Regions from separate parts of the Homo sapiens genome. Here region 1 is linked to region 2. Evidence: read pairs that join two places in POLR2A ChIA-PET (ENCODE). Cell type or tissue: PC-9. All regions are shown on one strand. Each heading gives the region's core, and the rest is flanking DNA. Links, peaks and the distances in the headings are about the cores only. Region 1 overlaps LOC107985340 (a long non-coding RNA gene). Region 2 overlaps CPT1C (carnitine palmitoyltransferase 1C).

Evidence for each region. Peaks named below come from ENCODE experiments on the same cell type or tissue, not always from the same donor. Only the 100,000 strongest peaks of a DNase experiment are listed, where the experiment ranks them.
Region 1: POLR2A ChIA-PET joins it to region 2 with 15 read pairs; 2 of 35 experiments call an interaction of 5 or more read pairs at or near these places.

The regions. Positions count from the first base shown.
Region 1 is chr19:49,258,287-49,274,405 of GRCh38, forward strand. LOC107985340 (a long non-coding RNA gene) reads left to right here. Exons shown (of 3, transcript XR_001753971.2): 3 at 11,117-11,210. Among named protein-coding and RNA genes, the nearest start is that of MIR4324, 43 kb to the right of the region's middle. In PC-9, for the core only: a CTCF peak has its summit at 8,344; no DNase peak of the experiment used is centred there.
Region 2 is chr19:49,704,599-49,720,717 of GRCh38, forward strand. It overlaps CPT1C (carnitine palmitoyltransferase 1C), which reads left to right. Exons shown (of 20, transcript NM_001199753.2): 8 at 112-189; 9 at 409-516; 10 at 616-700; 11 at 1,311-1,506; 12 at 1,633-1,815; 13 at 2,920-3,025; 14 at 4,125-4,241; 15 at 5,722-5,886; 16 at 6,125-6,259; 17 at 7,211-7,363; 18 at 8,138-8,251; 19 at 8,374-8,466; 20 at 8,822-9,133. The coding sequence ends at 9,007. It also overlaps the pseudogene RPS9P4. Among named protein-coding and RNA genes, the nearest start is that of CPT1C, 22 kb to the left of the region's middle. RefSeq lists a cis regulatory region at 12,820-13,355. In PC-9, for the core only: no CTCF peak of the experiment used is centred there; DNase peaks (open chromatin) are centred at 7,983 and 9,073.

The sequences.
Region 1 (16,119 bases), core at 6,755-10,754, 450 kb before region 2:
CCCATCTCTGGAGATTTTACTCAGGGAGAAAGCCAAGCCTTCAGAACAAAGAGCTCTGAAAGTCTCTCCCCAAAGAACTGACTTGACTTGAAACAGCGTGGGAGAGCTCAAGCCTAAGGGCATGCTCGAAAATGGTGGAGGAGGTTCTGTTGGTAAGTAATTAAGAGGAAGCTGGTAGCTTCATGAGACACAAGCTAAACCACAGGCCAACTAGTATACCAGAGAGAATCAGGGAAACAGCTAAGAAGGTCACTCCTGGGTTCAGAACAACTCTCAAACACCAACCTCTAAAACTACTCCTTTAAGGGAGCCTAAATTTAAGTGGACCAGATGCAGAACAATTTATGCCTCAGAGCATTGTCAAAAACAATAATCAGGTGGCAATTAGTGGAGCCTAAAAGCTGAGTGTGGTGAGGGAAAGAGACAGGAGAGCCCACCTAAAACCACTGTCATCCTAGGGTGACAATGCATGTCTAAAGCTGTGCCCTTTGAGGAATATACATTATGACCAGCAGGATTTATTCCAGGAATGCAAGGTTGGTTTAATATCTGAAAATCAATGTTATATCAATAGAATAAAGAACAAAACCCAATAAAGAACAAAACCCATATGATCATCACAGTAGATATATAAAGAGCACTTGACAAAATCCAACACCTTTCATGATAAACACTCAACAAACCTAGAAATAGAAGGAAATCTTGACTTGATAAAGGGAATCTACAAAAAAAAATCTATGGTTAACATCATACTTAATGGTGAAAACTGAATCCTTTCCAAGATCAGGAATAAGACATGAGTGTTTTTCTCACCACTTCTGTTCAATATTGTACTGGAGATTCTAGCCAGAGAAATTAGGCAAGACAATAAAATAAAAGACATCAAGAATGAAAAAGAAATAAACTGTCTCTCTTCCCATATAACATGATCTTGTATAAAGAAAATCCTAAGGAATCCACTAAACTATTAGAACTCCAATAGGTTCAGTAAGGTTGCAGAATACAAGATCAATATACAAAAATTGTATTTCTATATACTTGCAAAAAATCCAAAATTTAAGAAAACTGTTCCATATATGATAGTATGTGATACAGTTTGGATGTTTGTCCCCTCCAAATCTCATGTTGAAATGTAATCCCTACTGTTGGAGGTGGGGCCTGGTGAGAGGTGTTTGGGTCATGGGGCCAGATCTCTGATGAATGGCTTGTTGCTGACCTCTTGATAGTGAATGGCTTCTTGTGAGATCTGGTTAAGAGTGTGTGGCTCTTCCTCCTCTCTCTCTTGCTTCTGCTCGTGTGTAGTAGAAGTGACATGCTGGCTCTTTATGACCTTCCACCAAGATTTTAAGTGTCCTGAGGCCTTCAGCAGAAGCAGATGCTAGCACTATGCTTCCTGTATATCCTGCAGAACCGTGTGCCAAAATAAAACCTCTTTTCTTTATAAATTAAAGCAGCATGGGACTGGTATAAGGATGCACAATAGACCAATAGGAATACCAGTCAGGTATTCCTTTATAGCAATGCAAAAGTGGCCTAATGCAGTGTCAAAAAAAAAAATAAAATACTTAGTAATACATTTAACAAAAGGACAAATTTTATACTCTGAAAATTACAAAACATGTTGAAAGAAGATTTAATGAAAAGAAATCCCATGTTTATGAACCAGAAAACTAAGTATTAAGATGGCAATATTTCCCAAGTTGATCTATAGAATTAATGCAGTCCATCTCAAAATCCCTAGCTGGCTTCTTTGCAGAAAATGACCAGCTGATGATATAATTCATCTGGAAATTAAAGGCGGCCCAGAAGAGCCAAAACAAACTTGACAAAGAACAATGTCGGAGGACTCATGCTTCCTGATTTCAAAACTTATTATACTGCTACAGTAATTAAAGCTGCATGGGACTGGTACAAGAATGCATATAAACCAACAGGATACCATAGGATAGAATAGCCCAGAAATAAACCTTTATGTATGTAGTCAATTTTCAACAAGAGTGCCAAGAGTACTCAATGAGAAAAAGACAGTTTCTCCAACAGATATTGGGAAAATTGGATATACACATGCAAAAAAAATAACCTTGGATCCTTACACTCTACACAATAATTAACAAAATGGATAAAAGACCTACATGTAAGAGCAAAAACTATAAACCTTTTAGAAGAAAATGTTGGGGAGCAAATCTCTATGACCTTGGTTTGGCAATGGTTTCTTAAATATGACACCAAAATTTGTCCTTTTGTGCATCAAAAGACATTATCAGAGAGTGAAAAGATAACCCATCGAATGGGAGAAAACATTTGCAAATCAAGTATTTGGTAAGATTCGAGTATCCAGAATATAAAAATAACTCCTACAACTGAAAAAAAACTAAACTCAGTTAAAAAAAATGGGCAAAGTATGTTAATTAGCCCTATTGCGCCATTTCACTACATATACATGTTCCAAAACATCACGTTGTACATGATAAATATATATAATTTGCATCTGTTACTTTAAAAATCAATTTTTTAAAAAGGGCAAAGGACATCAATAGACATTTCTTCCAAGAAGATAAACAGATGGCCAAAAAGCAGATGAAAAGATGCTCAACATTGCTAATCACTAGAGGCAGGCAAATCAAGACCAGAGTTACCATTTCACACTGATGAAGATGGCTACAAGAAAAAAAAAAATCAGTGGGAAATAACAACTGCTGGGGAGGATGTGGTGAAATTAGAATCATTATGCATTGAGGATAAGAATGTCCACTGGAGCAGCCATGGTAAAAACCAGTTTGGCAGTTCCTCAAAAAGTAAAACAATTACCATTGGATCCAACAATTCCACTTCCGGGTACATACACACCTGACTTGAAAGGAAGAACTCAGGCCGGGCGCAGTGGCTCACCCCTGTAATCCCAGCACTTTGGGAGGCCGAGGCGGGCGGATCACGAGGTCAGGAGATTGAGACCATCCTGGCTAACACAGTGAAACCCTGTCTCTACTAAAAATACAAAAAATTAGCCGGGCATGGTGGCAGGCGTCTGTAGTCCCAGCTACTCGGGAGGCTGAGGCAGGAGAATGGTGTGAACCCGGGAGGCAGAGCTTGCAGTGAGCCAAGATCGCGCCACTGCACTCCAGCCTGGGCGACAGGGCAAGACTCCGCCTCAAAAAAAAAAAAAAAAAAAAAAAAGATTTAAAAAAGAATAAACTCTGGTATACCCTACAATGGAATATTATTCATCCATAAAAAATGAAATTCAGATACATGCTATAACATGGATGAGCCTTGAAAACATGTTAAATGAAATAAGCCAGATACAAAAAGACAAATATTATGATTCTATTTATATGAAATATCTAGAATAGGCAAATTCATAGAGACAGCATATTAGAGGTTACTAGGGGGGTGCTGGGCAGAGGGAGAGGAATTACTGCTTCCCAGGTGCAGAGTTTCTATTTGGGGTGTTGACATGTTTTGGAACTAGATAGAGATAGTGGTTGCACAACATTGTGAAAGTACTAAATGCCACTGAAGTGTTTCTTTAAAATGGCTAATTTTATGTTATGTGGATTTCACCTCAATAAAAATAATAAAAGATGATGAAATAATGCTACCAGACAGACAAAAGTTGGGAGAATTTGTCATTAGCACATCAGCACTGCAAAAAATATTAAAAATCTTTGGGCTGAAGGAATATTATTGGAGCTGGAAAGAGATGTAAGAGTAAAATAAGAGACGCAGAAACACATACTGCGTGATTTCACTCATACGTGGAATCTGAAAAAGTTGATCTAGAAGTAGAGACTAAAATGGTGGTTACCAGAGTGGGGATGATGGGGGAGTGGGGTGCTGGGGAGTTGTTGGTCAAATAATACAAAATTTCAGTTAGATGAAAAGAATAGGTTTAAGATAACTATCATTCAACATGGTGACTAAAGTTAATAACTACACTGTAATCTTGAAAAATGCTGATTTTAAATATTCTCACCACAAAAATATTAGATATGTAAATTAGCTACATTTAGCATTCCACAATGTATATATATTTCAAAACATCATGTTGAACACAAATACATACAATTTCATCTGTCAGTTAAAAAATAATAACATAAAATTTAGAAAGGAATAAAGAAAACCTGAAAGGGTGTCCCAGCTACTACCTAGGTCAAAGTAGTCCTAGCTACTCAGGAGGCTGAGGAGAGAGGATCACTTGAGCCCCAGAAGTTTTGAGGCTGCAGTGAGCTGATCATGCCATTGCACTCCAGTTTGGGCAACAGAGCAAGACCGTGTAGGCAAATTTGAGACTAATGAGTGCTTAAAGTAACAATAGCAGCAATGTATTGTGGGGTTCATAATATGTAGAAGAAAAATATTGGAGAACAATTGAAAAAAAAAATGGTGGGAAAACTAGAAATAGAAGGCAACTTCCTTAATCTACAGCTTCCTTAAGCCTATAACTAACATCACACTGAACAATGAAATATGAATGCTTTTCTCTTGAGTTTGGGGACAAGGTAAGGATGTTCATTCCACATTGTATTAAAGGTCCTAGCCTGTGCAATAAGGCAAGAAAAAAAAGTATAAAGATCAAAGTAAATAAAACTTTCCTTATTTAAAGGTGATGTAAGTATACTGTCAAGAGATCATGTATGTAGCTGGGCACAGTGGCTCATGCTTATAATCCTAGTACTGTGAGGCAGGAGGATCAGTTGAGGCCAGGAGCTCAAGACCAGCCTGGGCAACATAGCAAAACTCCATTTCTACAAAAATTGAAATAAAAAATTGGCCAGATGTGGTGGTACACGCCTGTAGTCCTAGCTACACAGGAGGCTGAGGAGAGAGGATCTCTTCAGCCCAGGAGTTTGAGGCTGCAGTGAGCTGATATGCCACTGCATTCCAGCTTGGACAAAAGAGTAAGACCCTGTCTCAGGAAAAAAAAAACCCAGATATTGTATATGTAAAAAGAATCTACAAATGGATGAAATTAAGTTTGTAATCGAATTTAGCAAAGTTCCTATATATAAGGCGATTGTACAAAAAATTATATTTTTGTATAGTAGCAACAAATAATTGGAAAATACTATTTTAAAACATCAAAGAAATTTAATACTTAGTAATCAATGTAGTTAAAATGTGTAAGACCTCGCTGAAAACTACAAAACAATGCAAAACACTTAGAGAATTTTACCATGTTCATGAGTTGGCAAGTTGAACATTTTTACAATGTCAATTATCCCCAAATTGATCTACAGATTCAGGGCAATCTTAAACACAAAATCCCATATTGTTGGTTTTTTGGAAACAGACAAGCTCGTTCTAAAATTATATGGAAAGCCAAAGACCTTAGAATGGCTAAGGCTATCTTGAAGAAGACCAAAGTTGGAAGACTTAACTTACCGTGGACTTATCTTATTATCTTAAGATTTACTCTAAGGCTACATAATTAAAACAGGAGGGGAGGGGCGGGGGAGATGGGGGAGGGGCTGGAGAGAGGGGTGGGAGTGTGGTGTTGGCAAAGGATAATAAATAGATCAATGGAAAAGAGAGTCCATAAATATACTCCAGCCTATGTGGTCACTTAATTTATAATAGAATTGCCACTGTGATTGGGTGGCGATGGATGGTCTTTTCAATAAGTAGTGCCAGAATAATGATATCTATGTAGAAAATAAGCTTGAGCCCACCTCACATGACACACGAACATTAATTCAAGATGAATCATAGATATAAATGTGGAGGGTAAAACAAAAGAGATTCCAAAAAAATATGAAAATATCACTTTGACTTTGGGTAGCACATTTTCTTAAATATACACAAAGAAAGCACTAAGAAAATTAGAACTCAACCTCATTAAAATTAAGACGTTTTTAAAAATTCAATGACATCTTTAAGAAAGTAAATAGGTAAGCCACAGACGGAACACATTTGTAATGCACACATGTGACAAATGACTTGTATTCAGAATATAAATAATGCCTACAAAACAATAAAAAAAAAAAGCCTAAGAAAAGGTGAAAGACTTGAACAGGGACTTCACAAAAGCAGCTATTCAGATGACCAATAGCCATATAAAAGTGCTAGATATCATTACTCATGATGAAAATGCAAATTAAAGCCACAATCAGGTACTACCGCACAGCTACCAGCACGACCAAAACTGAAAACACTGAGCTCATCAGATACTGTCCAGAATGTGCAGTGACCGCAGCGCCCTTCCATCGCTGGCGGGAGCGGAAAGTGATTTCACCATTTTGGACGGGTGTTTGGCAGACTCCCTAAAGACAAAAACACCTGTTCTATGACCCATAAAGTCACGTCTATGTGCATAAAAATATGTACGAGAATATTTGTTGCCACTTTATTCACAATAGCCTCCAAATAGTGGCATATTCATACAATGTAATACACAATAAAAAAGATCCAGTTACTGATGCCCCCAAAACACGAAGCTCAAAAGCTTTTCAGATTTAATTAATAATTTTAATGGTTAATAAAGTATATTCTTTTTAAATTTAAAAATATTTAATTGACAAAAACTGTATATATTCAAGGCATAATATGATTTATGTATACACTGTATAATGATTACCACAATCAAATTAACACATCCATAACCACCATAATTATCGTGTGTGTGCGCGTGCGTATGTATGTGATGAGGACACTTAAAATCTGTTCTCTGGCCGGGCGTGGTGGCTCACGCCTGTAATCCCAGCACTTTGGGAGGCCGAGGTGGGCAGATCACCTGAGGTCAAGAGTTCAAGACTAGCCTGGCCAACGTGGCAAAACTACTAAAAATACAAAAATTAGCCAGGTGTGGTGGTGGGTGCCTGTAATCCCAGCTACTCGGGAGGCTGAGGCAGGAGAATCACTTGAACCCAGGAGGCAGAGGTTGTAGTGAGCTGAGATTGCACCAGTGTACCCTAGCCTGCACGATGGAGCGAGACTGTCTCAAATAAAAAAAAAAAAATCTGTTCTCTTATCAAATTCAGGTAAATAATACAGTATTATTAACTGTAGCCACCATGTATATATTAGATCCCCAGAACTTAATAATCTTATAACTCAAAGTTTGTACCCTTTAACCAACATCTCCCCATTCCCCATAAGCCCTAGCATCTGCCAAAGCTGCACAGCAGGAAAAAAAAAAAAAGAGGCTAGGCGCGGTGGCTCACGCCTGTAATCCCAGCACTTTGGGAGGCCGAGACAGGTAGATCACGAGGTCAGAAGATCGAGACCATCCTGGCTAACATGGTGAAACCCCGTCTCTACTAAAAATACAAAAAATTAGCTGGGTGTGGTGGCGGGTGCCTGTAGTCCCAGCTACTCGGGAGGCTGAAGCAGGAGGATGGCATGAACCCGGGAGGCGGAGCTTGCAGTGAGCGGAGATTGCGCCACTGCACTCCAGCCTGGGTGACAGAGTGAGACTCCATTTCAAAAAAAAAAAAAAAAAAAAAAAAGGCAATCTATGGAATCAGAAAATATTTGCAATGTACATCCGAAATATGAATGGAACTCATACAACTTAATAGCAAACAAACCAAACGACCTAATTAAAAAGTGGACAAAGGACCTGAGTAGATATTTCTCCAAAGAAGACATACAAATGGCCAACAAGTATATAAATAAATGCTCAACATCAGCCGGGTTCAGTGGCTCAGCACTTTGGGAGGCTGAGGCAGGTGGATCACCTGAGGTCAGGAGTTGGAGACCAGCCTGGCCAATATGGTGAAACCCCATCTCCACTAAAAATACAAAAAATTAGCTGGGCATGATGGCATACGCCTTTAGTCCCAGCTACTCAGGAGCTGAGGCAGGAGAATCACTTGAACCCCGGAGGCGGAGGTTGCAGTGAGCTGAAATCATGCCACTGCACTCCAGCCTCCTGGGCAACAGAGTGAGACTCCATCTCAAAAAAAAAAAAAATGCTCTGGCTATTCAGGGTCTTTTGTTATTCCATACTCTGGGCGGCAAGCCACCTAGGAGCCAAGGCAAGAGACCGAGGGCATGAGCTGTTCCACTATAGTAAAATATGTAAAAACAACAAGAGTTATACTAGATCTAGATCATAGACATGATTACATATGAATATCATTAATCATTAGTTTGTAGCAATTACTCTTTATCCCAATATTATAATAATCCTCGCTCTACAATCATAACCTAGGAAAAACCAGGCCATACAGAGACAGGAGGTGAGCGGACATAGTGAGAAGTGACCAGAAGACAAGAGTGCGAGCCTTCTGTTATGCCCAGACAGGGCCACTAGAGGGCTCCTTGGTCTAGCGGTAACGCCAGCGTCTGGGAAGACAACCGTTGCCAAGCAGACTGTGGTCTAGCGGTAGCGTCAGTGCCAAGGAAAAACACCCACTACTTAGCAGACTGGGAAAGGGAGTCTGCCTTTCCCCGGGGGAGTTTAGAGAAGACTCTACTCCTCCACCTCTTGTGGAGGGCCTGACATCAGTCAGGCTCACCCGCAGTTATCCAGAGGCCTAACCATCTCCCTGTGATGCTGTGCTTCAGTGGTCACGCTCCTAGTCCGCTTTCATGTTCCATCCTGTACACCTGGCTCTGCCATTTAGATAGCAGTAGCAAAATCAGTGAAAGTACTAAAAGTCCCTGATATGCAGAAATAATGGCATAAGCTGTCTCTCTCTCCTTTCTCTGCCTCGGCTGCCAGGCAGGGAAGGGCCCCCTGTCCAGTGGACACATGACCCAGGGGACCTTACCTATCATTGGAGATGACTCACACTCTTTACCCTGCCCCTTTGTCTTGTATCCAATAAATAACAGCACAGCCAGATATTTGGGGCCACTACCAGTCTCTGCCTCTTGGTGATAGTGGTCCCCCGGGCCCAGCTGTCTTTTATCTCTTTGTTTTGTGTCTTTATTTCTACAATCTCTCATCTCCACACACACGGAGAAAAACCCACTGACCCTGTGGGGCTAGTCCCTACACCATACAAATTTTAGGATTTTTTTGTGAAAAATGTCATTGGTATTTTTGCAGGAATTGCATTGAATCTGTACATTACTTTGAGTAGTATGGACACTTTAGCAATATTAATTCTCCCAATCCATGAGCATTGGATGTCTTTCCATTTATTAGTAATCTCTTCAATTTCTTCCACCAATTTTTTATAGTTTTCATTGTAGAGATCTTTTACCTCCTTGGTTAAATTTGTTCCTATGTATTTTATTTTTGTTATTATTGAAAACAGGATTGTTTTCTTGATTTCTTTTTCAGATAGTTTGGTGTTGGTATATAGAAACACTAGTGATTTTTGTATGTTAATTTTGTGTCCTACAACTTCACTGAACTTGTTTAATCTAACAGGTTTTTGGAGAGGCTGTAGGGTTTTCTATATATAAGATCATGTCTTCTGCAAACAAGGACAATTTGACTTCCTTCTTTTCAGTTGGATGCTTTTTTTTCTCTTGAGATGGAGTTTCGCTCTTGTTGCCCAGGCTGGAGTGCAATTACATGATCTTGGCTCACCACAACCTCTGCCTTCTGGGTTCAAGTGATTCTCTTGCCTCAGCTTCCCGAGTAGCTGGGATTACAGGCATGCGCCCCCACCCCTGGATGCCCTTTCTTTCTTTCCCTGGCCTAATTGCTCTGGCTAGGACTCCCAGTACTATGTGGAATAGAAGTGGTACAACCTTGTGTTTTTCTGTATTTTAGAGGCAAAGCTTTCAACTTTTTCCCCATTGAGTATGATGCTAGCTGTGGGTTTGTTATATATGGCCTTTATTGTAACCAACTATGTTCCTGCTATATCTAATTTGTTAAGGGTTTTCATCATGAAGGCATGTTGAATTTGAGATCATATGGTTTTTGTCCTTCTATTAATGTGATGTATCATGTTTATTGATTTGCATATGTTGAACCATCCTTGCATCCCTGGGATGAATCCCACTTAATCATGGCAAATGACCTTCTTGATGTGCTATTTTAAAGAAATAGCATCGGCCAGGCCCAGTGGCTCACACCTGTAATCCCACCTTTTTGGGAAGCCGAGGCAGGAGGATTACCTGAGCTCAGGAGTTTGAGACTAGCCTGGGCAACATGGTGAAACCCTGTCGCTACTAAAATACAAAAAGTTAGCTGGGCATGGTGGAGTGCACCTGTAGTCCCAGCCACTCAGGAGACTGAGGCAGGAGAATCACTTCAACCAGGTGGAGGTTGCAATAAGCTGAGATCACGCCACTGCACTCCAGCCTGGGTGACAGAGTGAGACTCTGTCTCAAAAAAAAAAAAAAAAAGAAGGAAAGAAATAGGGTCTATGTTGCCCAGGCTGGACTTGAACTCCTGGACTCAACTGATGTTTCCACCTCAGCCTCCCAAGTAGCTGGGAGTACAGGCACGTGTCACCATGCCCAGCTACAGTTCTTTAAATGTTTGGTAGAATTTGTAACTGAATTCATTAGATCCAGAGCTTTTTTTCAATGGAAAACTTTTTATTAATTCAAGCTTGTTGCTCATTATTGGTCTGTTCAGGTTTTCTAATTCTTCATAATATTGGCTGGTTATATGTGTCCAGGAATTTATCCATTTCTTCTAAGTTTTCCATATAGTTGTTCATAATAGTCTCTAATGATCCTTTGTAGTTCTGTGATACCAATTGTGATGTCTCCTTTGTCATTTTTTTTTTTTTTTGAGACACTCTCACTCTTGTTGCCCAGGCTGGAGTACAATGGCGTGATCTCAGCTCACTGCAACCTCCGCCTCCCAGTTCAAGTGATTCTCCTGTCTCAGCCTCCCTAGTAGCTGGGATTACAGGTGCCCACCACCATGCCCAGCCAATATTTGTATTATTAGTAGAGACAGGGTTTCACCCTATTGGCCAGGCTGGTCTTGAACTCCTGACCTCAGGTGATCCACCCACCTCAGCCTCCCGAAGTGCTGAGATTACAGGCGTGAGCCACTGCACCCGGCCTTTGATCTATTTGAATCATCTCTCTTTCATACTTAGTCTAGCTAAAGGTTTGTTGATTTTGTTTATCTTTTCAGAAACCAACTCTTTGTTTCGTTGATCTTTTGTATTTAATTCTCTAGTTTATTTCTGCTCTGATCTTTATTTTTTTTTCCTTTACTAACTTGGGGTTTCATTTGTTCTCATTTTTCCAGATTTTTAGAGAAAATCCCTTAATCAGAAAGGAAGACTAAGAGAAAAAGGAAGAAAAGATCTACAAAACAACTAGGAAAAAGTAACAAAATGGCAGTAGTAAGCCCTTACCTATCAATAATTACCATGAATGTAAATGGATTAAATTCTCCAGTTAAAAGACAGACTGGCTGAACGGATTAAAAAACATGACCTAACTAAAGTTGGCCATTGAACAATATGAGTTTGAGCTGCAGGAGTCCAATGTCATGCAGATTTTCTTCCACCTCTGCCACTCCGAGTCAGCAAGACCAGCCCTTCCTCCTCCTCTCCCTCAGACTCCTCGATGTGAAGACCACGAGGATGAAGGCCTTTGTGTGATGATCACTTCCACTTGATAAACATTAAATATATTTTATCTTCCTTATGATTTTCTTGATAACATTTTTTCTCTAGGTTGCTTTATTGGAAAATATAGTGTATAATAGATTCAACATATAAAATATGTGTTAATCGACTTTTTATATTGTTGGTAAGGCTTCGGGTCAACATTAGGCTATTAGTAGTTAAGTTTTGGGGGAGTCAAAAGTTATTCGCAGATTTTCAACTACATGGGGGTTGGTGCCCCTAACCCTACATCATTCAAGGGTCAACTGAATATGTTGTCTACAAAAGACTCGCTTCACCTGAAAGGACACACACAGACTGAAAGTGAAGGGATGGGAAGATATTTCCTGCAAATGCAAAGCAAAAAAGAACAAGTAGTTATATCAGATAAAATAGATCTTAAGCCTAAAACTGTAAAAAGAGACAAAGAGGCCATTATAGAATGGTAAAATAGTCAATTCAACAAGAGGATATAACAATAATAAATATATATGCACCCAATATTGGAACATCTAAATTTATAAAGCAAATCTTAAATAAACCTAAAGGGAGAGATAGACTGCAATACAGTAATAGTAGAGGATTTCAACACTCCACTTTCAGCAATGGACAGATCATCCAGACAAAAATCAACAAAGAAATATCAGAGTTAAACTACACTCCAGACCAAACAGACCTAACAAGACACTTACAGAACCTTCCATCCAGTAGCCATGGAATACACATTCTTCTCAAAACCACATGGAACATTATCTAGTATAGATGATATGTTAGGCCATAATACAAGTCTTAACAAATTTTAAAAAGCTAAATCATATTATCTTTTTTGACAATAGAGTAAATCTAGAAATTAATAGGCAGAACATTGGAAACAAATATTTGGAAATTAAGCAACATGCTCCTAAACCACCAATGGGTTGATAAAGAAATCAAAAAGGAAATTCGACACAAAGGAAAATGGGAATACAGCATATTGAAACCTGTGGAGGCTGGGCATGGTGGCTCATGCCTGTAATCCCGGCACTTTTGGAGGCCGAGGCGGGAGGATCACTTGAGGTCAGGATTTCGAGACCAGCCTAGCCAACATAGTGAAAATACAAAAAATACAAAAATTAGCCAGGCATGGCAATGGGTGCCTGTAGTCCCAGCTACTCAGGGGGCTGAGGCAGGAGAATCACTTGAACCCGGGAGGCAGAGGTTGTAGTGAGCCGAGATTGTGCCATTGCACTCCAGCCTGGGCAACAGAGTGAGACTCTGTCTCAAAGATTAAATGAATAAATAAAAATAATAAAACCTACAAATACAGCAAAAGCAGTACTAAGAGGGAAACTTAAAGCAATAAATGCCTATATAAAAAATATTTGAACAATTAGTAAACCTGACTGACTGTGGCCTGTTAGGAACCAGCCAAACAGCAGGAGTTGAGTGGAAGGCAAGCAGGGATTATTGCCTGAACTCTGTCTCCTGTGAGATCAACGGCAGCATTAGGTTCTCACAGGAGCTAGAACCCTGCTGTGAACTGTGCATGTGAGGGATTTAGGTTGCACGCTCCTTATGAGAATGGAATGTGTGATGATCTGAGGTGGAACAGTTTCATCCTGAAACCACCCCCCACACTAGTGCCAAAAAGATTGGGGACCACTGAATAAATTGCTTCTGTAATTAGTAACTTTGCTCCAAAGCAAACTTCTGGTGAAGATGACTTCACTGAATCGTGTCAGACATTTAAGAAGTAAATGCTGTCAGTTTGGTGTAAAATCTTCCAGAATAGAAAAAGTGGCAAGACGAGTATAACTTGAGTACCTAGTCTAGCAAGGGAATTATGATAAAATCACACACCAATGTCATTCATAAACCTTGATGCAAAGGTCCCAAAAAATAACCAGCAAATGAAATCCATCAATACATGAAAACTATATATCACAAATGATTTTGCTTAAAAGAAAATCAGTGATAACATAATAAGGATACAGATCATATGACCATCTCAATTTGTAGAATATTTGATGAAACCCAATAACCATTCATTTATTAACAAAAGTAGCTGGGCATGGTGGCTCGTGCTGTGATCCCAGGACAGGACTTTGGGAGGATGAGGCAGGAGGACTGCCTGAGGCCAAGAGTTTGAGATAAGCCCTTGCAACACAGCGAGATCCCTTCTCTACAAAATAAAAAATAAGATAAAAGCCAACCTCTTAGCAAATTAGAGTAGAAAAGAACATCTTTAATTTCATAGGAGGTATTTATAAAAAAAGCATAAAGTAAACATTATACTTGATAAAACATTGAAGGGTTTTCCTTCAAAGTCAGGAATAAGACAAGGATGTCTGCCACCATCCCTTCTAGTCAAATTGAATTTAAAGTTTGTGTAGACTGATGGCCTTCATGGTACCAAGTCTTCAATTTTTCCTATATCCACCCCCTCTGCAATGTGATTCTACAGTTTGTCTAAGATCATATCTACTCTCCTGCTCCTTGAACCTGGGCTTGTATGCCGATTCAGCGCCTGTGCTGCAAGAGACCTTACTTGTTACTGCTTATTCTCTAACTCTTCCGCCATCGCTATGAGGACATGTCTGGGCTAATCTGCTGGAAACTGAAATATATATTAGAGCTGAATCACTCCAGTGGTACTAGCTCAAGCTAGTCTAGATTAGCCAAGAGGCAGCCCATTCCCTTTTATATTAGCTGAGCCCAAAATAATGACTCATAAGCTGTAATAAAAAATTCTTGTTTTAAGTCATTGAAGTTTGAGGTGGTTTGTTATGCAGCATTATGGTGGCAATGAGTCATTGACACAAGGTACAATAAAATGAAAAAAATGGTTTAGAAAAGAAGAAATAAAACTATTATTTATGGATATGATTCTGTATATAAAAAGGAAAAAAATCACCGGGCGCAATGGCTCATGCCTGTAATCCCAGCATTTTGGGAGGCCTAGGTGGGCAGATCACCTGAGGTCAGGAGTTCGAGACCAGCCTGGCCAACATGGTGAAACCCCATCTCTACTAAAAATACAAAACTAGCCAGGCATGGTGGCGTATGCCTTTAGTCCCAGCTACTCGAGAGGCTGAGGCAGAAGAATCACTGAACCCAGAAGGTGGAGGTTGCAGTCTGCGAGATCATGCCATTGCACTCCAGCCTGGGCAACAAGAGCAAAACTCTGTCTCAAAAAAAAAAAAATCTATAAATACATTACTAGGATTAATGAGTGAGTTTAGCAAGGTTGCTGGATACAGGGTTAATAGAAAACAATATTAATAGCGTTTCTACATACCAGCAAGAAATAAATAGGTAATAAAAAAATAAAGATAACATTTATAATAACAAGATATTTTCTGTGCCTAGGAATAGATCTAACACAAAAGTACAAAACTTCTATACCAAAACCTATAAATTATTATTATTGTTATTATTATATTGGTGTCTTTTGATGAAAAAATGTTCTAAATTTTAATGAACTCAAATTTATCAGTTCCCTCATGGTTAATATTTTCTAAAAGCTATTTAATACATCTTTCTTTCTTTTTTTTTTTTTTTTTTGAGACAGAGTTTCGCTCTTGTTGCCCAGACTGGAGTGCAATGGCGCGATCTTGGCTCACCGCAACCTCCACCTCCCAGGTTCAAGCCATTCTCCTGCCTCAGCCTCCCGAGTAGCTGAGATTATAGGCATGCACCACCACACCTGGCTAATTTTGTATTTTTAGTAGAGATGGGGTTTCTTCATGTTGGTCAGGCTGGTCTCAAACTCCCAACCTCAGGTGATCTGCCCGCCTCGGCCTCCCAAAGTGCTGGGATTACAGGCATGAGCCACCGCGCCCGGCCCTAATACGTCTTTCTTAACCCCCAGATCATGAAGTTATTCTTCCACATAACTTCTAAACACTTTATAAATTTGCCTTTCATGCTTAAATCTGTTAATCCTCATGGATTAACACTGTTCTTGATAATAATAATGATTATAGGCTGGGCATGGTGGCTGACCCCTGTAATCCCAGCACTTTGAAAGGCCAAGGCGGGCAGATCACCTGAGGTCAGGAGTTCAAGAGCAGCCTGGGCACGATGGTGAAACCTCATCTCTGCCAAAAATACAAAAAATTAGCTGGGCATGGTGGTGCATGCCTTTAGTCCCAGCTATTCAGGAGCCTGAGGCGCAAGAATCTCTTGAAGCTGGGAGGCAGAGGTTGCAGTGAGCCAAGATCATGCCACTGCACTCCAGCCTGGGCAACAGAGAGACCCTGTCTATAATAATAATAATGGTTATAGGTTTTGGCATAGAAGTTTTGTATTTTTTTTATTAGATCTATTCCTAGGCACTTAAAATAGCTTCATGTTATTATAAATGTTATCTTTATATTTTTCATTACCTATTTATTTCTTGCTGGTATGTAGAAACGCTACTAATATTGTTCTATTAACCCTGTATCCAGCAACCTTGATAAACTCACTCATTAATCTTAGTACTGTATTTATAGATTTTTTTTTTTTTTTTTTTTTTTTGAGACAGAGTCTTGCTCTGTCACCCAGGCTGGAGTGCAGAGGCCCGATCTCGGCTCACTGCAATCTCCATCTCCCAGGTTCAAGCGATTCTCCTGCCTCAGCCTCCCAAGTAGCTGGGATTTCAGGCGTGCACCACCAT
Region 2 (16,119 bases), core at 7,489-11,488:
GGCTCTATCCTCCCTGCCTGACGCAGGAGCATCTGGGGCCTTCCCTGTCCTACTGTCCCTCCCCCAACAGGCCCCAGCCCCTCACTGTGTGTCTCCCCACCCCGCTCCCAGGTCAGTGACTGGTGGGAGGAATTTGTGTACCTGCGCTCCCGAAATCCGCTGATGGTGAACAGCAACTATTACATGATGGTGAGAAGGGGAGGGGTGAGGTTCATAGGCCCCAGGTCTAGGGTTGGGGGGTACCTGGGCGGAATGTGACGGTCATGCTCAGTGACCTGGATCTAGACGCGCCATCTGGGATTCATCATTCCACCCTCTTTTGGGGTCAGGACCTGTATTTGGGTCAGTGGCTCCATCGGGGGCAAACCTGACCCTGGGTGTTTTGCCATCCCCTCTCCTGGTCCCCAGGACTTCCTGTATGTCACACCCACGCCTCTGCAGGCAGCTCGCGCTGGGAATGCCGTCCATGCCCTCCTCCTGTACCGCCACCGCCTGAACCGCCAGGAGATACCCCCGGTGAGAGGGCCCCAGTGGGTTAGGGATGGAGGTGTGGTCCTGTGGCCTTTGGGCCACGTGGGTCCTGGAAGGCAGCTCACAGCCCACGGTTTCCTGCAGACTTTGCTGATGGGAATGCGCCCCTTATGCTCTGCCCAGTACGAGAAGATCTTCAACACCACGCGGATTCCAGGGGTCCAAAAAGGTGAGACCCTCTCCTGTCCCCACTGATGGAGGCAGAACAATATAGTGGCTAAGAGCATGTTTTCTGGAGTCCGCCTGACTGAGCTGGGAACCATTGCTTCCTTGCTGTGTGACCTTCTGCACGTTATTACCCTCTCTGAGCCTCAGCTTCCACTAAAGTGGGATAATAATTGTACCTAGGGGCTGGGCGCAGTGACTGATGCCTGTAATCCCAGCACTTTGTGGGGCCGAGGTGGACAATTGCTTAGGCCAGGAGTTCGAGACCAGCCTAGGGCAACGTAGTGAGATCCGGTCTATATACAAAATTTAAAAATTAGCCAGGCATGGTGATATGCACCTGTGGCCCCAGTTAATCGGGAGCCTGAAGTGGAAGGATCACCTGAGCCCCGGAGGTTGAGGCTGCAGTGAGCTGAGATCTCACCACTGCACTCCAGCCTGGCGACAGAGCGAGACCTTGTCTCCAAATACTAAGTAAATAAAAGTCCTAGGGTGCTGATGATTACTAGGGTACTTTGAACAACTGACGACACCTAAGAAGTATATAATAAATGGTCACTATTTTTATGTGTCTGGCCTTCCTGCCCCCATGCTTCTGCCAACGCCACCCCTAGACTACATCCGCCACCTCCATGACAGCCAACACGTGGCTGTCTTCCACCGGGGCCGATTCTTCCGCATGGGGACCCACTCCCGAAACAGCCTGCTTTCCCCGAGAGCCCTGGAGCAGCAGTTTCAGAGAATCCTGGATGATCCCTCACCGGCCTGCCCCCACGAGGAACATCTGGCAGCTCTGACAGCTGCTCCCAGGTAAGGGTCAGGGGTCAGGGGTCAGGGGCTCTCAGAGGCCGCCAGTGTCCTGAGACTGTGGAAGGGCAGGGTGGGGCCAGGTGGCGGCTGGGCAGGATGGACTCAGGCACATCCCGGGCCCTCCAGGGGCACGTGGGCCCAGGTGCGGACATCCCTGAAGACCCAGGCAGCGGAGGCCCTGGAGGCGGTGGAAGGGGCCGCTTTCTTTGTGTCACTGGATGCTGAGCCCGCGGGGCTCACCAGGGAGGACCCGGCAGCGTCGTTGGATGCCTACGCCCATGCTCTGCTGGCCGGCCGGGGCCATGATCGGTGAGTGAGTCTTGGGATGGGGCCCCCAGATGTGGCACCCGAGAATCCAGTATCAGACCTAGGACCCCTGACAGTAGACAGCCAGACCCTGGAGCCCACACCTGCAGAGTCTGTAGACCAGGGGCTGCATAGAGCTGAGGACCCCAGACCCAGTGCTTTGGGACCTGGAGACCTCTGACCTGGGGAACCCCTCAACCTGGGACCCAAGACCTATAAACCAGACCCAGTGACCCCCAAATCTGAGACTCCCAAACCCCTGAGCTGGACCCTCCGACCCAGAGAACTCAGCATCACAGACCCAGAGACCCCAGATCTGAGGACCACCAAACCCAGGACCCCTAGGCCCAGGGACCCCAGACTTGGCAACCTCAGCCTCAGAACTTGAACCATTCAATCCTCAGGCCTTAATGCAGGCACCCCAAATCCATGGCCCTAGACCCAGACTTCCAGACCTAGAGATTCTCAGGCCTGGCAGGCATCACTGAATTCCTAGGCCCCAGGGGGGTCCCGCTGACCTCCCAGCACCCCCAAAAGCCTTGAACCTTCCTCGGCAAGTTTCCTAAAAATCTCCAAACTCCAGACTGGGCATGGTGGCTCATGCCTGTAGTCTCAGCACTTTGGGAGGCTGAGAGGGGCGGATCACCTGAGATCAGGAGTTTGAGACCAGCCTGGCCAATATGGTGAAACCTCATCTCCACTAAAAATGCAAAAATTAGCTGGGCATGGTGGTGCATGCTTGTGATCCCAGCTACTTGGGAGGCTGAGGCGGGAGAATCACTTGAACCCTCAGCTACTTGGGAGGCGGAGGTTGCAGTGAGCCGAGATCGCGCCACTGCACTCCAGCCTGGGCGACAAGAGTGAAACTCCATCTCAAAACAAACAAACAAACAAAAAAACAATCTCCAAACTCTAAATCCCAGACATGTCTTGGAGACCTCCAGGGCCACTACTGGGGACCCCCAATGGTCCTAGAGATCCCCATACCAGCACCCCAATGGATTCCCACATCTTCCCATCTAGAAAACCCCCTCAAGTCCCACAGAAAGCACTCTGAGGTCCCCGTGCCCCTCGCTCTTGGTGACCCATCTGAACTCTCCCTGACAGCTGGTTTGACAAATCCTTCACCCTAATCGTCTTCTCTAACGGGAAGCTGGGCCTCAGCGTGGAGCACTCCTGGGCCGACTGCCCCATCTCAGGACACATGTGGGAGGTAGGGCGGCCAGCCCTCCCTGGTTCTGGGGACCCCTGCCCCATCTCCAAAGACCGTCCTCTCCAGCGCCTTAGTGTCAGAAGAAAAACTGAGGCTTGGCCGGGCACGGTGGTTCATGCCTGTAATCCCAGCATTTTGGGAGGCCGAGGTGGGCGGATCATGAGGTCAGGAGTTCGAGACCAGCCTGGCCAACATAGTGAAACCCTGCCTCTACTAAAAATACAAAAAAATTAGCCAGGCATGGTGGTGTGTGCCTGTAATCCCTGCTACTCGGGAGGCTGAGGCATGAGAATCGCATGAACCCGGGAGGTGGAGGTTGCAGTGAGCTGACATTGTGCCACTGTACTTCAGCCTGGGCGACAGAGCAAGAATACATCTCAAAAAAAAAAAAAAAAAAAAAAAAAGAAAAGAAAAACTGAGGCTCAGGGAGAGGCAGAGGCTGGCCCAGGGTCACCTGGCAAAGAAAGGGGACTGGGATGAGGACCTTCCTTTGATGAGTTGGTAACTGGGGCTCAAAGAAGGGAAGTGATTTTCCCAGAGTCACACAGCGAGGAGTTACAGAGCAAGAAGATGACTCCAGGCTGGGTGCAGTGGCTCATGCCTGTAATCCCAGCACTTTGGGAGGTCAAGGCAGGAAGATCAATTGAGCCCAGGAGTTTGAGACTAGCCTGGGCAACATAATGAGAACCTGTCTACAAAAAACGTTAAAAAAAAACAAAAAAAACAAAACCAGCCAGTCATGGTGGTACATGCCTGTGGCCCCAGCTACTCCGGAGGCTAAGGCAGGAGGATGGCTTGAGCCCAGGAGTTTGAGGCTGCAGTGAGTTATAATTTCACCACTGCACACCAGCCTGGATGACAGAGCAAGACCCTGTCAAAAAAGGAAAAGAAAATAAGGACAGTAAACACCAGTTGAGTATTGGTGTTAGTCCTGTTCTTGATGAACATGAACCTGAGACCGCATCTGTGAATATCAGAGGTTTCTGTTTCTCAGGGACTGCCCCCTACCCGAAAAAGGGCTGCATGAAAAGAGGTCCCGGGTTAGATGGCCTCAGTCCACAGGGAGGAAGGGACTCTAACAGCCTCTGTTTGCCCACAGTTCACTCTGGCTACAGAATGCTTTCAGCTGGGCTACTCAACAGACGGCCACTGCAAGGGGCACCCGGACCCCACACTACCCCAGCCCCAGCGGCTGCAATGGGACCTTCCAGACCAGGTGAGGCTGGGTTTCTGGGCCTCTCCTCCAAGTCCCAAGATTCCTAGCCTTGACTTCAAACTCATCCCCACCCCTAATCTGAACGTGAAAATCAACCCCATTCCTACCCCCAACCCGAAACCCATGCTTCCCCCACCCCCAAATCAGGCCATATGCATCCACAACCTCAAACCCCAACACGAACCTCATCTCCAGCCCCAACTCCAACCGTCCTCCCACTGCCAATCCCATCCTCAACCCCAACCCCATCTCTACCTGTTTCAGACTCAAAAACCACCACTGTCCAACCCCAGCACCAACCCCTACTCCATTTTCCTTCCAAATCCATCTCCATACCCAATCCCATCCCAACACCACCTGAATTCATTCCCATGTTCATCCTAACTCCACCCCATACCAAACCCTAACCCCATACCCAACCCCAACCCCATCCTGTACTCAGCCACGACCCCACTTCCAATGACAACCCATGCCCAACTCATCCCATACCCAACCTCAACCCCATACCCCACACCAACCCCATCCCGTACTCAGCCACAACCCCACCTCCAACCACAACCCATGCCCAACTCGAATTCACTTCCCATACCCAACCCCTTCCCCGTTCTATTCCCAAACCACTCTCAGTCCCTCCTCCATCCCCATCCCCAACCCCAGCTTCAACTGTGGCCCAACCCCAATCTTGTTCCAGTCTACACATGCCATCCCTATCCCCATTTTTTTTTTTTTTTTTGAGATGGAGTCCCGCTCTGTCACCCAGGCTGGAGTGCAATGACACGATCTCAGTTCACTGCAACCTCCATCTCCCAGGTTCAAGCGATTCTCTTGCCTCAGCCTCCTGAGGAGCTGGGATTACAGGTGCCCACTACCACACCCGGCTAAATTTTTTTATTTTTAATAGAGATGAGGTTTTTCCATGTTGGCCAGGCTGGTCTCAAACTCCTGACCTCAGGTGATCCAGCCACCTCAGTCTCCCAAAGTGTTGGGATTACAGGCGTGAGCCACCGCGCCCGGCATTTTTTTTTTGAGACGGAGTCTTGCTCTGTACCCAGGCTGGAGTGCAGTGGTGCGATCTCAGCTCACTGCAACCTCTGCCTCCTGGGTTCAAGCGATTCTCCTGCCTCAGCCTCCCAAGTAGCTGGGACTACAGGCACGTGCCACCACGGCCAGCTAGTTTTTTGTATTTTTAGTAGAGACGAGGTTTCATCATGTTGGTCAGGCTGGTCTCAAACTCCCGACCTCAGGTGATCCGCCCGCCTCGGCCTCCCAAAGTGCTGGGATTACAGGCGTGCGCCACCACGCCCAGCCCCTATCCCCATCTTTAGTCTCATCCTTCAATTCTCTTCTCTTCTTTGTCCCCATTTCCATATTCTGCCGCAACCTTAACTCCACATCCACCTCCGCTTCCAGCCTTATTCCTGGCTTTCACCCTACCCCCATCTGTAACCCCAACTACTCCTCTTCCCTCCTCCTCTGGCAGATCCACTCCTCCATCTCTCTAGCCCTGAGGGGAGCCAAGATCTTGTCTGAAAATGTCGACTGCCATGTCGTTCCATTCTCCCTATTTGGCAAGAGCTTCATCCGACGCTGCCACCTCTCTTCAGACAGCTTCATCCAGATCGCCTTGCAACTGGCCCACTTCCGGGTCAGTTGGGTTCCCCATCCACAGCCCCCGCAGGGTCTCAGTCCACCTGAGCCCCCAAGACCTGCCCCTCCACGGTTCCTTGTGGTCGCTGCCATTGTGGGTCGGCCATCTTGAATTCTCTCTTCCAACCATTCTTGGGCTGGCTGGAGGAGGCTGGAGGTCTGGACAGAGATAGGTCAAGTCTGTAAGATCTCCTGAGCCCAGCTGACAGACTCCTCTTCTCCTCCCTGTCCCCCAGGACAGGGGTCAATTCTGCCTGACTTATGAGTCGGCCATGACTCGCTTATTCCTGGAAGGCCGGACGGAGACGGTGCGGTCTTGCACGAGGGAGGCCTGCAACTTTGTCAGGGCCATGGAGGACAAAGAGAAGACGGTGGGTGCAGCCCTCGCTTGAGGCTTCAGTTATTTCTGTGTACTCACTCATCCACTTGCAAACGTTGATGGGACCTACTGAAGCCAGCCTCCACGAGGAGCACAAGGGACAAGGGATGAATCGGACCTGGCCTCTGACTTCAAAGAGCTCACTGATGGGGGGAGACAGCCCAGCATAGTGTGATATCTGCTTTCATGGTGGTCTCACAGGGCACTGGGGGTGCACCCAAGAAGGAACCCCATTTCTTTTTTTTTGAGATGGAGTCTTGCTCTGTTGCCCAGGCTGGAGTGCAGTGGCACAATCTCGGCTTACTGCAACCTCTGCCTCTCAGGTTCAAGCGATTCTCATGCCTCAGCCTCCTGAGTAGCTGGAATTATAGGCACCCGCCACCATGCCCAGCTAATTTTTTTTTTTTTTTTTTGTATTTTTAGTAGAGACGGGGTTTCACCATGTTGGCCAGGCTGGTCTCGAACTCCTGACCTCAGGTGATCTCCCTGCCTCGGCCTCCCAAAGTGCTGGGATTACAGGCGTGAGCCAATGCACCTGGCTGGAACTCCATTTTTACAACGTAACTCTGCCCATTTAACCTCTTTGTGACTTGTGACCTTCCTTTGCACCCCTGTACCCTCTCTGCCCAGATCCCACCTGCCCTGCACCTCTTCTCCCTTGCCCTACACCTAGCCCCGCACCTACAAGGTATTGTGGTTCCATGGAAGGAGTTTGGACTCTGGGGCCAGACACACCTAGGAACCCGCCTGGCTCTCCCTGGCTGTGTGAACCTGGCCAAATGATTTCCCCTCTCTAAGCCTCAGTTCCCCATCTGTAAAATGGGGTTGATATTCCCACCTTGCAGGGATGTGGCAAACTCAGTTGAGGCCAGATGTGCCGCAGGCCCAGCCCTAAGTCGACTTCCTGTCTTTCCATGACCTGTGACCTCCCTGGGGACTGCAGGACCCACAGTGCCTCGCCCTGTTCCGCGTGGCAGTGGACAAGCACCAGGCTCTGCTGAAGGCAGCCATGAGCGGGCAGGGAGTTGACCGCCACCTGTTTGCGCTGTACATCGTGTCCCGATTCCTCCACCTGCAGTCGCCCTTCCTGACCCAGGTTGGGGCACAGGGAAAGGGTTAGAGAGGGAAGTGGGAGACCATGGAAGAAGGGAGAGGTTTCAGGGAAGGAGGGTGATGTTGAAAAAGGACCCATCAAGGCCGGGCACGGTGGCTCACGCCTGTAATCCCAGCAGTTTGGGAAGCCGAGGCAGGCGGATCACTTGAGGTCAAGAGTTCGAGACCAGCCTGGCCAACTTGGCGAAACCCTGTCTCTACTAAAAATACAAAAATTAGCTGGGTATGGTGACAGGCACCTGTAATCCCAGCTACTTGGGAGGGCTGAGGCAATAGAATCCCTTGAACCCGGGAGGCGGAGGCTGTAGTGAGCTGAGATCGCACCACTGCACTCCAGCCTGGACGACAGAGCAAGACTCTGTCTCAAAAAAAAAAAAAAAAGGAGGGTGATGTTGAGAAAGGATGCGTCAGCAGAGAAGTCAGTTGTGGGGGGGCGGCAAGGCAGAAGGCGGAGAGGCAACGGGACAACGGGAGCAGACAAAAGGGGAGAGGGTCAGTGGGGTGGGGATAAGAGGAAAGGGCGTGGTCAGAGGAGGGGCGTGGTCCGAGGGAGAAGAGGAGAGGGACGTGGGTGTGGGTGGTGAGACGAGTGAGGGGCGTGGCCAGATAGGGCGTGGTCAGGAGAAGGGCGTGGTTAGGGAGAAGGAGGCCCGGATTTACGGGTAAAAAAAAAGCCAGGGATGCAGGGAGTGAAGTGGAGCCAAGGGCCGGAACTGCAGATCTCTGTCCTGCACATGTGATGGGCTCCTGTCCTCAGGTCCATTCGGAGCAGTGGCAGCTGTCCACCAGCCAGATCCCTGTTCAGCAAATGCATCTGTTTGACGTCCACAATTACCCGGACTATGTTTCCTCAGGCGGTGGATTCGGGCCTGTGAGTGGAGCTGGGCGCGCTGGCCCCCAGAGGAAAGAGGGGGCTGGGGGGCCTGCACTCCTGCATAGTGGGGGTGGAGGGGACCGGAGCTATTTTCTTCCCTTCACTCTTTCCGTCTCCAGGCTGATGACCATGGTTATGGTGTTTCTTATATCTTCATGGGGGATGGCATGATCACCTTCCACATCTCCAGCAAAAAATCAAGCACAAAAACGGTGAGACAAACGTGTATACCCACCAACTCCCTCTTTCCTCAGGAACCAGGAGTCTGGGCCCCCAGCCCCTCCTCCCTCAGACCCAGGATTCCAGGCCCCAGCCCCTCCTCCCTCAGACCCAGGAGTCCAGGCCCCCAGCCCCTCCTCCCTCAGACCCGGGAGTCCAGGCCCCCAGCCCCTCCTCCCTCAGACCCGGGAGTCCAGGCCCCCAGCCCCTCCTCCCTCAGACTCGGGAGTCCAGGCCCCAGCTCCTCCTCCCTCAGACTCAGGAATCCAGGCCCTTAGCCCTCTTGTTTCTCAGCCTCCAGGATCCCATCTCCCAGCTTCCCCTGGCTCTGACCTGTTCTCCTTCCAGGATTCCCACAGGCTGGGGCAGCACATTGAGGACGCACTGCTGGATGTGGCCTCCCTGTTCCAGGCGGGACAGCATTTTAAGCGCCGGTTCAGAGGGTCAGGGAAGGAGAACTCCAGGCACAGGTGTGGATTTCTCTCCCGCCAGACTGGGGCCTCCAAGGCCTCAATGACATCCACCGACTTCTGACTCCTTCCAGCAGGCAGCTGGCCTCTCCAAGGAATAAGGGTGAAATTGCCACAGCTGGCTGACACAGGACAGGGGCAACTGGTTTGGCAACCCCACATCCAGGCCAATAAAGATGTGTGAGCTGGGTGTGTGGTGTCTGCTATGCTCTTGGGCAGGGCAGGGGTAGAAGAGGTAAGGACCAGGGTGGAGGAGGACAGAAGCTCCCATCCATTCCCAGGCCCAGCCAGGGATTCCCAGTTGCAGTCACAGCTTCAACCACAGCCCGCAACACCTGCCCAGTGTACTTCATTTCCAGCTTCACTCATACCAAACCCAACCCTCCAAGGCCAGTGCCAATCAAACACAACCTCACAAGTTCTCCTGAGCCTAATTCCTGCTGCCCCAACACCACTGTCCACCTCAAATCCATCTCCAGGCCGGGCGCGGTGGCTCATGTCTGTAATCCCAGAACTTTGGGAGGCCAAGGTGGGCGGATCATGAGGTCAGGAGATCAAGACCTTCCTGGCGAACACTGTGAAACCCCGTCTCTATTAAAAATACAAAAAAATTAGCCGGGCATGGTGGCGAGCACCTGTAGTCCCAGCTACTCGGGAGGCTGAGGCAGGAGAATGGCATGAACCCGGGAGGCGGAGCTTGCAGTGAGAAGAAATCGTGCCATTGCACCCCAGCCTGGGGGACACAGCAAGACTCTGTCTCAAAAAAAAAAAAAAAATCCATCTCCAAACCTAAAGATCCAGCCACCCCAATTGACAATCCCCAAACGAACCCACGAAAATTTTTATTACCCAACCCCAACTCCAGCCATTTCTTTTTCTTTTTCTTTTTTTGAGAGAGAGTCTTGTTCTGTCACCCAGGCTGGAGTGCAGTGGTGCAATCTTGGCTCACTGCAATCTCTGCCTCCTGGGTTCAAGCAATTCTCCTGCCTCAGCCTCCCGAGTAGCTGGGACTACAGGCATCCGCCACCATGACCGGCTAATTTTTTTTTGTATTTTTAGTGGAGACGGGTTTTGGGGTTTCATCATGTTGGTCAGGCTGGTCTCGAACTCCTGACCTCAAATGATCCACCCACCTTGGCCTCCCAAAGTGCTGGGATTATGGGCATGAGCCACTGTGCCTGGCCTACTCCAGCCATTTCAACCTCTTCCTCAATGACGGATTCAGCTCCCATAACTAGGAAATGCACTGCCCAGTGCACACCACCCTAACGCTGCCATCATTCCAGCAATCAGCAACTCCATGATGCCACACCCCACTATACACAACAACTCAACTACAGTTCGAACCACACAACCAACACAACGTCCAACTCCAAGCTCCACCATCCCCACCAAATATCCCTTCTCATTTCCACCATAACCCACACTTTACCTTGACCCATAGTGATGACTTTATTTTTATTTATTTATTTATTTATATTTTAAGACGGAGTCTTGCTCCGTCGCCCAGGCTGGAGTGCAGCGGCGTGATCTCAGCTCACTGCAAGCTCTGCCTTCCGGGTTCATGCCATTCTCCTACCTCAGCCTCCCGAGTAGCTGGGACTACAGGTGCCCGCCACCACGCCCAGCTAATTTTTTTGTATTTTCAGTAGAGACGGGGTTTCACTGTGTTAGTCAGGATGGTCTCGATCTCCTGACCTCGTGATCCGCCTGCCTCGGCCTCCCAAAGTGCTGGGATTACAGGCGTGAGCCACCGCGCCCGGCCAGTGATGACTTTAAACACCATCATCCCCGAGCACACCTTCACTGTGCTCCACCACCCCCACCATTACAATCTCCACCAGCCCAACTACAGCCATCAACACCAAACCCAATCACCCACCCCACCAATACCACGGTTCCAACGCGCCATCAATCTAACCCTCACTGCTTCTGAGTCAAACAATAATACAACCCAACAACAAAATCAAAATTCTAAATGGCTCAACCTCTACCAGCCCAACCACCCCAGCCAGACTGCCAACTCTGTGATGGTTTAAAAAATGTCCACAAGTGGGGGCTGGGCACGGTGGCTCATGCCTGTAATTCCAGCACTTTGGGAGGCGGAGGCGGGTGGATCACCTGAGGTCAGGAGTTTGAGATCAGTCTGACCAACATGGAGAAACCACATCTCTACTAAAAATACAAAATTAGCTGGGCATGGTGGTGCATGCCTGTAATCCCAGCTACTCAGGAGGCTGAGGCAGGAGAACTGCTTGAACCCGGGAGGCAGAGGTTGTGGTGAGCCGGGATCGCGCCATTGCACTCCAGCCTGGGCAACAAGAGTGAAACCCCGTCTCAAAAAAAAAAAAAAAATAGTGATTAGGTCACAAAAGACATTGTGGCTTTCTTTTGGCCGGGCATGGTGGCTCACACCTGTAATCCCAGCACTTTAGGAGGCTGAGGCGAGCTGATCACGAAGTCAAGAGATCGAGACCATCCTGACCAACATGGTGAAACCCTGTATCTACTAAAAATGCAAAAATTAGCTGGGTGTGGTGGCATGTGCCTGTAGTCCCAGCTACTCAGGAGGCTGAGGCAGGAGAATCGCTTGAACCCGGGATGCGGAGGTTGCAGTGAGCTGAGATTGCACCAGTGCATTCCAGCCTGGCAACAGAACAAGGCTGTGTCTCAAAACAAAACAAAAAACAAAACAAAACAACACAAGACATTGTGGCTTCCTTCTTGCTCTGTTTCTCAATCACTTGCTCTGGGGGAAGCCAGCCACCATGTCATGAGGACACTCAAGCTGCCCATGAAGAGGCCCACGTGGTAAAGAACTGAGACCTCCTGCCAACAGCCAGTGAGGCACACATGAGTGAGCCATCTTGGAAGCAGATCCTCCAGTCCCAGTCAAGCCTTCAGATGACTGTCACCCGGCTGACAGCTTAACCACAACTTCATGAGGGACACGGAGCCAGAACCACCTTAGCTAAGCTACTTTTGATTTCCTGACTTTTAACAACTATGTGAGATAATAAATGTTTGTTAATTCAAGTTGCTATACTTTGGGGTAACTTTTTTTTTTACACAGGAATAAAGAATACAAACTGCAAACACCTCAGCCTCAACCCTCATATTCTTTTTTGAAATTTGCTTTTATTTTTATTTATTTTTTTGAGACGGAGTTTTGTTCTCGTTGCCCAGGCTGGAGTGCAATTGCACAGTCTCGGCTCACCACAAGCTCCACCTACCCCGGTTCAAGAGATTTTCCTGCCTCAGCCTCTCAAGTTAGCTAGGATTACAGGCAGGCACCACCATGCCCGGTTAATTTTGTATTTTTAGTAGAGACGGGGTTTCTCCATGTTGGTCGGGCTGGTCTAGAACTCCTGACCTCATGTGATCTGCCCGCCTCGGCCTCCCAAAGTGCTGGGATTACAGGCTTGAGCCACCGTGCCCCGCCTGTTTGAGACCGAGTTTCACTCTGTCACCCAGGCTGGAGTGCAGTGGTGCAATCTCGGCTCACTGCAACCTCCTCTTCCCAGGCCCAAATGATTCTTGTGCCTCAGTCTCCCGAGTAGCTGGGATTACAGGCGTGAGCCACTGCACCTGACCAAGAAATTTATTTTTGGTTGGAATACTGCCTGGCGCAATCTCGGCTCACTGCAAGCTCCGCCTCCCGGGTTCACGCCATTCTCCTGCCTCAGCCTCCCGAGTAGCTGGGACTACAGGCGCCCGCCACTACACCCGGCTAATTTTTTTGTATTTTTAGTAGAGACGGGGTTTCACCATGTTAGCCAGGATGGTCTCGATCTCCTGACCTCGTGATCCACCCGCCTCAGCCTCCTAAAGTGCTGGGATTACAGGCGTGAGCCACCGCGCCCGGCCACGACTTTTTTTTTTTGCAAGTAGTCTTTCAAAAATATATTTGGTCCTCAGGGGTACAGAATTGGATTAATCATAATTGCTGGTCCTTGGCACATACTATTATTATGTGTACCACTTCTTAAGCTATTATCTCTTGGCTTCAAATCTATTTCCCAGCACTGGGCTTTGGGTAACTGGGAATGGGACTCTGAAAACCCCACTTTCACTTTGCCAAGTGGTGTGTTAGCCTCTGCCAATAGGGGGTGCCAGACTGACCGTAGAGCCTGAAGGAGGAAAAGGGTTCTTGCTCCTTCCTGTTTGCTCTCTGCTTACTTCCCGTTGGTTTCCTGTTCTCATCTGCGTCAGCAAAGCTTCTTCACCCTGTCCAAGGCAGTTCTTTCCTGTAGCAGCAGCTAAATCCAATTTGCAGTTTTTCCAAACTTGCACATCCTCAGAGATGCCAGACCATTTGGGGATGCCAGACCAGCACCCCTGCCTGAGAAAATTCCAGTCTCGGGCCGGGTGCGGTAGCTCACGCCTGTAATTCCAGCTCTTTGGGAGGCTGAGGCGGGTCAATCACGAGGTCAGAAGATCGAGGCCATCCTGGCTAACACGGTGAAATCCTGTCCCTACTAAAAATACAAAAAATAAGCCGGGCATAGTGGCGGGCACCTGTAGTCCCAGCTACTCGGGAGGCTGAGGCAGGGCAATGGCATGAACCCGGGAGGCTGAGCTTGTAATGAGCCAAGATCACGCCACTGCACTCTAGACTGGGTGACAGAGCGAGACTCCGTCTCAAAAAAAAAAAAAAAAGAAAGAAAATTCCAGTCTCTAGTGATCCTCCTCTGAGCTCAGAAACACCAGCACCATCTGAGCAGTGCCTCCTCTTCAGAGCCTCAGTTTTTTTTTTTTTTTGAGACAGAGTCTCACTCTGTAGCCCAGGCTGGAGTGCAATGGCGTGATCTTGGCTCACTGCAAACTCCATCTCGCGGGTTCAAGTGATTCTCTTGCCTCAGCCTCCCGAGTAATGGATTGCAGACGTGCGTAACCACGCCCAGCTAATTTTTGTATTTTTAGTAGAGACAGGTTTTCCCCGTGTTGGCCATGCTGGTCTTGAACTCCCAACCTCAGGTGATCCACCCGCCTTGGCCTCCCAAAGTGCTGGAATTACAGGCGTGAGCCACTGGGCCCAGCCCAGAGGCTCAGTTTTATGTCCACTGGCTCCTGATCCAAATGTATAGTTTTTAATAACTCTAACCTTTGTCTTTGTTTTTCATACCCTAGTGAGATAGGAATTTGGCAAGACTGGTTTCCAAGACAACAGGACACAAGACCTCACTCATAAGACAGAAAACAGCAAAAGAAACTGGCTAAAACCAGCTAGAACCAAGAGGACAATGAAAGGGACCTCTGGGGCCGGGCCCGGTGCCTCATGCCTGTAATCCCTGCACCTAGGGAGGCCGAGGCGGGTGAATTACCTGAGGTCAGGAGTTCGAGACCAGCCTGACCAACACGGAGAAACCCTGTCTCTACTCAAAATACAAAATTAGCCCGGCGTGGTGGTGCCTGCCTGTAATCCCAGCTACCTGGGAGGCTGAGGCAGGAGAATTTCTTGAACCCGGGAGGCAGAGGTTGTGGTGAGCCAAGATCGCGCCATTGCACTCCAGCCTGGGCAACAAGAGCCAAACTCCATCTCAAAAAACAACAACAACTAAAAAGGAAGTGACGTCTGGTTACTTTCACTGCTCATTATATGCTAATTGTAATGCATTAACATGCTAAAAACACTGCCACCAGCACCATGACAGTTTACAAATGCCATGGCCATGCTGAAAAGTTACCCTGTGTGGTCTGGACGGGGTGAAAGCCCAGGTTCTGGGAACTCCCTGCCTCTTATCTAGAAAACCCATGTGTAATTCACCTTTTATTTAGCATATATTCAACAACTAACCATTAAAATAACCAACCAACGATCCTCAGAGCTACTCTGCCTATGAGGTTGCTACTCTTACTTTCCTTTCTTTCTTTTTTTTTCCAATTGTAAAGTGCTGATCCTGTTTATTTGGCAGGAAAACGAGACAATCCAGCAGCCCAGGAGGGACAGGTGGACTTAATCCTCCTCCTCGTCGTCTCCAGCCCCACCCTCACCCTGGCCCTTCTTGGCGTTCTTCCTCTTCACGCGGCCGGGGCGGCCACCCCATAGGGAGAGCGCAGAGACAAGTCGATGCGCTTCTGGGAATCCAGGCGGACAATGAAGGACGGGATGTTCGCCACCTGATTGCGGACCCTGACACGGCGCTGGCGGATCAGTACGCCAGCGTGGTGGATGGACTTGGCCAAGCCCAGCTTGAAGACCTGGGTCTGTAGGCGTCTCTCTAAGAAATCCTCTATCTTCAGGCCCAGGATGTAATCCAGCTTCGTCTTGCCCTCATCCAGCACCCCAATGCGGAGCAGCCGCCGCAGCAGGACGTTGCCTTCAAACAGACGCCGTGGGTCCTTCTCATCAAGCGTCAGCAGTTCCCGGGCGGCCTTGCGGATGTTGGCCAAGGTAAATTTGACCCTCTAGACCTCACGTTTGTTCCGGAACCCATACTCGCCGATCAGCTTCAGCTCTTGGTCGAGACGAGATTTCTCGAAGGGTCTCCGCGGGGTCACATAAGTTTTGTGACAAACCCAGCTCCGGGCCACTGGCATGTTGGCTCCGCTTCCCCGTCTGCGCCTGAGTGCAGGACCCGTTCACTGAGAAAGAGCTCCTTTCTTTTTCTTTTCTTTTTTCCTTTTCTTTTTTTTTTTTTTTTCTTTTTTCTTTTTTTTTTTTTTTGAGACAGTCTCGCTCTGTCGCCCAGGCTGGAATGCACTGGCGCGATCTCGGCTCACTGCAACCTCCGCCTCCCGGGTTCAAGCGATTCTCCTGTCTCAGCCTCCCAAGTAGCTGGGACTACAGGCGCCCACCATCATGCCCGGCTAATTTTTTGTATTTTTAATAGAGATAGGGTTTCACCGTGTTAGCCAGGATGGTCTCGATCTCCTGACCTCGTGATCCGCCCGCCTCGGCCTCCCAAAGTGCTGGGATTACAGGTGTGAGCCACCACACCCAGCCCAGCCACACCCTTTATAACCTGCCTTGTCACCTGTCTCAGGCCTTTTCTCGTATTTTACTTTTCTGCTCTTAGTGCCAAAATGCATGCTTATGACGCTTATTTCACTGTTGGACTGGTAGCATTTCTTCTGGCTATTTGAGCAATTTTTGCTATTCTGTATCAGGTAGGGCACTTTCCTTGTTTTGAATTCTTTATTTTGGAGAGGAACCCCTTTGTTCTGACTCTGGGA